Linked DNA regions of Homo sapiens: region 1 is linked to region 2. The links are chromatin contacts, found by Hi-C or POLR2A ChIA-PET in ENCODE. All regions are on one chromosome and are shown on one strand. The core of a region is the stretch at or near the end of the contact, and the rest is flanking DNA. Distances in the headings are between cores, read along the strand shown. Region 1 overlaps PIKFYVE (phosphoinositide kinase, FYVE-type zinc finger containing). Region 2 holds the start of KLF7 (KLF transcription factor 7).

Region 1 (3,019 bases), core at 18-2,517, 1.1 Mb after region 2:
TTCCCTTTGTATAAATACAAATGGGAATGGTTTTTATCTTTACATTGAAATTAAAGGTAGTACTTATTAAATATTTTCTTATGGATTGTCCTATATTGTTTCAGGCTGAGGAAAATTGGATTTATAAAATTGGTTGAAATATCTGTACTTTAAAAAATACTACTTATGCTTTCTGTCTGAAGTGAGAAAACCCTATTTTCAGAAGCTCGTAAAACTGGCTTAATTTTTCATTATTGGTCTTGGAGAATTGTACAGTTAAAATATATTTTATTATGTATTACAAGCAGGATTCTGAACTATTCTTGGAAAGTTAGCAAGTAAAACCTAGAGAAGAAGGTGAAAATCACGGCTTCCGTAAATCTCTAGATGTAGTTTTCCGTGTATAGGAAAACATGGGATAGAGGAGCAAGTTAAACACACCATGAGAAAACAATGGATTGTACTCCGAATGTGGGACATTGCACAGAACATTTGACCTGGGTTCTTTTAAATTCATGTTATGAAAAGAAAAAAAGACAGGAGATCTGTTCTAGATTAAAAGAGAATGAAGAGATACAGGAACCAAATGCCATGTGTGAACTTGATTGCATCGAGGCTTAAGAAGAAAAACTGTGGATTAAAAACATTTTGGAGACAGTTGGATAAACTTGAGTATGGGCTAATTCTGTGCTATTAAGACATTGTTAATTTTCTCAAATATGTAAATAATTTTGTGGCTATAGAGAAGAATACCTTTATTTTTATGAGAGTTGTGCTGATGTCCTAGTGGTAAAGTGTCATGATGTGTGTAACTTTGAATGATCGGGGGGAAGAAACATACACATATATGGCAAATCCTTAACAATTGTTGAACTCAGGTGGATGGTATACAGCATTTTCTGTAGGTTTGAATTTTTTTCATAACTAAATGGGGAAAATCCACCATTTCTGGAGTCTCATATAGATACAATTAAGCTTTAGTGTGAGAAGGCTGGTAAAGAACAATACATTAATTGAACTAATAGGATTTGGTGTTACTCATTCCTGTGAGGGAAGAGTAGAAATAAAGTGTAACATCTATCTTGCCCACATACTCGATTTTATTGTATTTGGCATAGTGCACTTGAACTTTCTAAATAAAATATTTTCTTTGTTTCCTGGTTGGAAGGATGAGCATATTGGCTTATAAACATAGTAACTTTTAAAGCCCAGTTGTTTATAAATGTACTTGGAGAAAATTTTGTGGAGATCCTTTACCGTAAAGGAGTTTACATGCATCATGTTTTAATTTGCATAGTGGAAAGAACCTCATTTGAGCTATGCTTGGTCACAGACCTAGAGAAAGTTCACGGGGAAGTAAAGAGTAAGTTTCACTTGTAAGAAAAGTATTTAATATATTAAAAGCATTCAGAGTGTGTTCAGTTAATGTCTAGCAAAAATTTGGCAGTGTTTGATATAATTTTTGAAAAACAAAAACACTTATTTGGAACTAATACAAATACTGATGAGTTTTATCTTTATTCCTGCCAATGTCACTTCTGTATTAATTTGTTTTATAGCTTATATTCTGAAATTTGAAAAAAGTTTATATTGTTTTATCAGGTGGGTTCTGTATGAACTGCTTTGTGCATAGGCAAAGTGATTATTTGTTAAATCATCAAGTTACATGTGAAAAGAACTGTAATCTTTTAGGATGGTCGTACAAGTATCTGAAGATTTAATTTTCATAAACCGGTTGGTTTTGGTAAGAGAAAAACATTTCTCTATCTGACATTTGAATTAAGGAGAATTGTTTTCACGGCTCTATTGTGTTATTAATGCAAGTCTGCTTAAGTTTAGTATGAAGTGCATAGAACAAGTATAAAGAGGCATTTTTACCCAAAGCTTTCTTGAATTTGCCGGGCAGTGATGGGTTTAGTATGAGTAATATTTTGTGTGTGGGCGTATTCTCTATATAATTATGCTGACATGTTATAGTCATATGTCTCTACTTTTGTTCCTCCTCTCTGTTGTCTCCCTGGTATGCAGAGTATTTGATTTCTGACACTGGAGGACAACAGCTCTCAATAAGTGACGCTTTCATCAAAGGTAATTTTATAAAAAGCTGTATGTGGAATGGTGTCTCTTTTTTTCATGAGGATATACTTAGGGCTTAGCACATTGATTAGCACAGAGAAGGTGCTGAAAATATATTTGATTATGGTGGTATCATGGGAACACAGTTTTTAATATATATAATGATTTAGAGAATGTTGAGAACCAAGAATGTAAACTTGGACTTGGTTTGCGAGAAGGAGGTCTCTGATGTGAAAAGTAATTGTTTAAAAACTTTTAAGTAGAATTTGAACTTAATTCTTTTAAAGACATAGTTTACACTTAACTGTATTGTGAATATAATATTAAGTATTGATATAAATATCATCAAGGATTGTCAAATTTGTCAAAAAGCCCACAGGCAGATCTCCAGTTAAGGATGCTGCTTGCCCTGTGGAGTGAGGAAGAGAAGCAGGCAGTAGAGGTTAAAGAACTAACTCTGATGATAAATTTCTTTTGGACACAAAAGGAGATTAGCCTTCTCCTATTCCTTCCCTACTTAGCTTAGCTTAGCTTCCTAGAGTAAAGACATTCTTAGTCCATAGTACTCCACTGGTTAGGCCTCAGATAATGGGAGAAAATTTCTCTTCCTTCTTGGCTCCCACGGTTTCAGATCAAAGAGAGAAGGCAAGCGGGTACAAGGAGCCACTGCAGCTTATCTGATAGCTTGGCAGTGCTTCTAAATTCATCTCCAAGCATCTGGTTCGGCTAGAAGTTTACAGAGTGGCCCTTTATGTAATTGAAATGTGCAATTCTTGTACTTCACATGTCATGGACATATACTTTACTGTGTAATCTGCTGGGCTGTTTGGTGGAAGTTTTTTTGTTTGTTTGTTTTGCTTTTAAGAGGGGACAGGTTAGAGAATTTTTGTAAGCATTTCCCACTTCTTTTCTTTCCACTTATTTGGTCAGATTATTCAACAGTTATTTAGTGAACATATTTTTT
Region 2 (3,257 bases), core at 649-3,148:
GACGCCAATACCTGGAGGAAAACTCACAGCCTCTGACCAGAAGTGAACTAGCAACAATGGTACAGTTAAAGGATCCGCCTTGCCACTCGGCTCCTTATACCAAAAGCCAAACCTCTTTTGCTAAAGCAGAGACTGTTACATCTCAGCCTCAAGCTGGCAAATCCTGCTTTGGATCCCGGCAGAGGAAATTCAGCCGTTCATTAGCCTTAACAAGCTGCTGTCACTAAGCGAAGAAATTACACGAGCAGCCACACACCGAGCCTCTCACAGCCCTCCCCCCAAGGGCAAGCGGGTTTCTCCAGGACGGACTGTACAAGTTCACACTTCCTATGTGCAAATCCGGACTGTCTTCTTGGACTTTCCATGGTGCACACTGTACAATTTTTAAATACCCGTGTCCCCCCGCCCCCACCCACCATCTTTCCTGCAGAATGTCCCCTCAGCAGCTCCTAATCGCTGCTGAAAAAAACCACTGTTTCCGCAGCAGAGCCAGCACTTTCCACTGACCAGCACTTTCTTTATTCCACTTCACAAAGCCCAGTGAACTTGTCACCAGCCCCACTTCATCCTCCCTGGGACGGCTAGCCAACTTGGCATCGGTGCCCTTCAGCATCCTGGGAGTTTCTTAACTAGTCCTCTAAGACAAAGTCAAAGGCATGGAAGCACACATCAGCCTTTGTCCGAGGTTGTGCTGCCTAACTAGAGAAGGACCCTAAACAAAAAAGAGAAACAAGGACACGCATAGAGGGTGTTCTCTTTCTGGAGGGATCACACTGGGAAAACCTACAATTCATTGTCAGCCTCAGCTACATCTTCCCGTCCTCCTTGAGTATCTTTTGTCAGTGGGCTCTTCTCTCTTTTGCCTACCTTCTAATCTCAAAATCAAGCTCCTATTCTTTATTGACACTCGCTAATTACTGAAAAACACTCCGCTTTGCTCCTGCCCACCCTCCCCCGCCCCCCATCCGATGGTCATAAGCACCAGTTGAAACAGATGAACCTGATTTCAGGTATCAAGTGGGTAGAGCTCATGCATGCGAGAACGTGGTCCCTGTCAGCAATCGCTCCTAACACCCCAAACCACCTTCCCACCCGGCTCCTCCGAACCCCAGAAGTTCGGCAGGTCTCTGATAGGGGACAGCAAACCCGACAACGTGTGCGCAGGGATGTGTGTTGGCGACTGAAACGCAGGCAGCTCGCACCGGCTGCTCAGCTCGGCACTCTACGAGGTTAGGGGTGGGTGGAGAGGTAAGCGCAGATGACTGTTTCAGAAAACATTTTCAACAACAGACAGCCAAAAAGGAAGAAAAAAAAGTCAAACAAACAAACAAAAATTTCAACCCAGAGCCCACACCAACGCAGCCCCTGCGTCTCCGCCGCCACCACACGATTTACACAAGTAATTTAAATCATTCACCTGCTGCCAGGTCTCCTCCAGGGATGGTAAAGCTGAGAAGTAGCCGGTGTCGTGGACAAGTTGTAGCTCCTGGAATATACTATAACTAGCCAACACGTCCATGCTGCTGCTGCCGGGCAAAACGGGAGGCGAAACCCTCCCCCGAACACAGTTGGGGCTGTTTGTTTGTCAGTCTGTCTGGCTCACCCCCCAAGAAGGCAGACATCCAGTGGCCCTTTTGTTTTGTTTTGTTTCAGTCAACTAAAAAGGAAAAAAAAAAATCAATGCAGGAGAGGGAGAGAGGAGGTGAGAGAGGAGCGAGTGAGTGGGGTGGATGGAGAGAGGCATCCAGCGTGTACAGTGCAGACGACTGCCAGGAAAAGGGGACTTCTCCACGGGAGTAACAATTCCCTTCCAGGGCTCTAATCACTCCAGCTCGTGGATCAGGAAGGGGGATGCAAACTCACTGACACGAAGCTGCCATCTATTTCTGCAGCGCTGTTCGCTCCTAATGCAATCTTTGCTCTTTATTTTGGGAGGTTGCATTTTTTTCTCTCGCGATCGCTTCTCTTCCCCCCCCTTCCCTTCCCTCCCCACCCCCCACCCCATCCTTGCTAGTTTGTAGTCTTCCCCCTCCCTTTTCTCCTCCTCCTGCTCTTCCCCCTCCCCAAACTCCCTCCCTCCGTTCGGTTCTCCGCGCAGCCGTGGGATCTCGAGGAGGGCGTCCATTAGGCCGCGTGTGACCATGTAAGGTAAACAGGGGGCTCATGAAGTCACTGAGGACCAATGGGGAGCCCGGAGCAGAGCCTGGGGCGGGGCTTGGCCCTGGCGGCGGGCGCGGATTGGCACGCTGCGGATCTCCCTGCTGCCTTACAAGGCGGTGCGAGGCGAGCTATTTTTAGAGGGCTATATAAGGGGGCTGAGGCGGCCGCCCGGCGGCCGGGCAGCGCGAGCGCAAGGGACAGGGAGGGTCGTGGCGACACTCGCGCCAGCTCCCGGGACGGCTGGGCTCGGGCTGGTCGCCGACCTCCGACCCTCCACTAGATGCCTGGCAGAGCCCGGCGCGTCCGGAGCCCGCGCCCCTCAGAGGGAAGGGGTCGCGCGTCGCCGCGGCGGCCCTGAGGCTGACGGTCGGGAGGTGAAAGGCCGGAGTGCGGGGTCAGGACGCCTCCTGGAGGGGGCGCGGCGCAGGGGGCCGCGGGGAAGCCGCCGAGGGCGCGGAGCGGGAAGGAAGGACAGTGGCCACCCCGCCTCCGCCTGGGCACGGGGCAGGGACCCGCGCGAGGCGGTGCCGGGGAGGTCCTCACGTACTCAAAAACAAGCAGAAAAGGCATCCAGGGCCCCTTCCCGAACTCCCCACGGGCTGCCAGGGTGCAGAGAAGAAGCGCCTGAGGAGGAAGTGCCACACAATGGGAGAGAACAAAGGGGAGCGGAGCGAGACCGCGGCCTGCGCCCGCCCCCCGCTTGCGCACAGTCCCCGCCCCGCCCCGCGGGCGCCGCCGCCGCCGCCCTCCCTCCCGCGCCTCCTTCTGACCCCGAGCGAGAGACCTGGTCGGGAGTCCGGCGGCTAGAGTTGATTGCAAGGGGCCTGTTGCTCGACTGTGCGTTAAAGAGGCTAGAGGGAGCCTAGGTAGACGTGGGGCGCAAGCTGGAGCCGGCAGCTTGCGAGGGGGCCTTTACGTGATGAGGCTCACCATGGGGTCTCCAGCGAGGTGTCTGCAGAGCTTCGATGGTGAGAGGAGGAACTCGATTTCTCGTTTTCTGGAGTTGGGATGTAGACATAGAGAGATCTGTTACATCTGAGATGAAAACCCTGCACAATTCACGTTAGGGTTGGCCAATTGTTTGCTTGACCTTAAAT

The links. A loop is a pair of places that touch in the nucleus more often than their neighbours do. ChIA-PET counts read pairs that join two places held with the same protein, here RNA polymerase II (POLR2A). Pooled maps may share reads with other maps.
Region 1: a loop to region 2 is called in a pooled map, with 5 times the contacts of the local background. The contact joins the enhancer-like site here to the promoter of KLF7 in region 2. A Hi-C loop is called at or near these places in 2 of 37 single-sample maps with no recorded cell type and 4 of 50 pooled maps. POLR2A ChIA-PET finds 5 or more read pairs at or near these places in 1 of 52 experiments (GM10248).

What each region holds. Positions count from the first base shown.
Region 1 is chr2:208,310,229-208,313,247 of GRCh38, forward strand. It overlaps PIKFYVE (phosphoinositide kinase, FYVE-type zinc finger containing), which reads left to right. Exons shown (of 42, transcript NM_015040.4): 13 at 2,008-2,067. Among named protein-coding and RNA genes, the nearest start is that of PIKFYVE, 45 kb to the left of the region's middle. Within about 2 kb of position 1,268, at least 2 of the 41 ENCODE cell types and tissues checked have a DNase peak (open chromatin) inside an H3K27ac peak, as active enhancers do.
Region 2 is chr2:207,164,050-207,167,306 of GRCh38, forward strand. KLF7 (KLF transcription factor 7) reads right to left here and starts at 1,899. Exons shown (of 4, transcript NM_003709.4): 1 at 1,418-1,899. The coding sequence starts at 1,519. It overlaps MIR7845 (microRNA 7845), which reads left to right and starts at 2,351; the gene lies at 2,351-2,449. RefSeq lists enhancers at 201-909, 1,511-1,610, 1,618-2,326, 2,327-3,034, 3,035-3,257 and 1 more and a silencer at 2,101-2,740.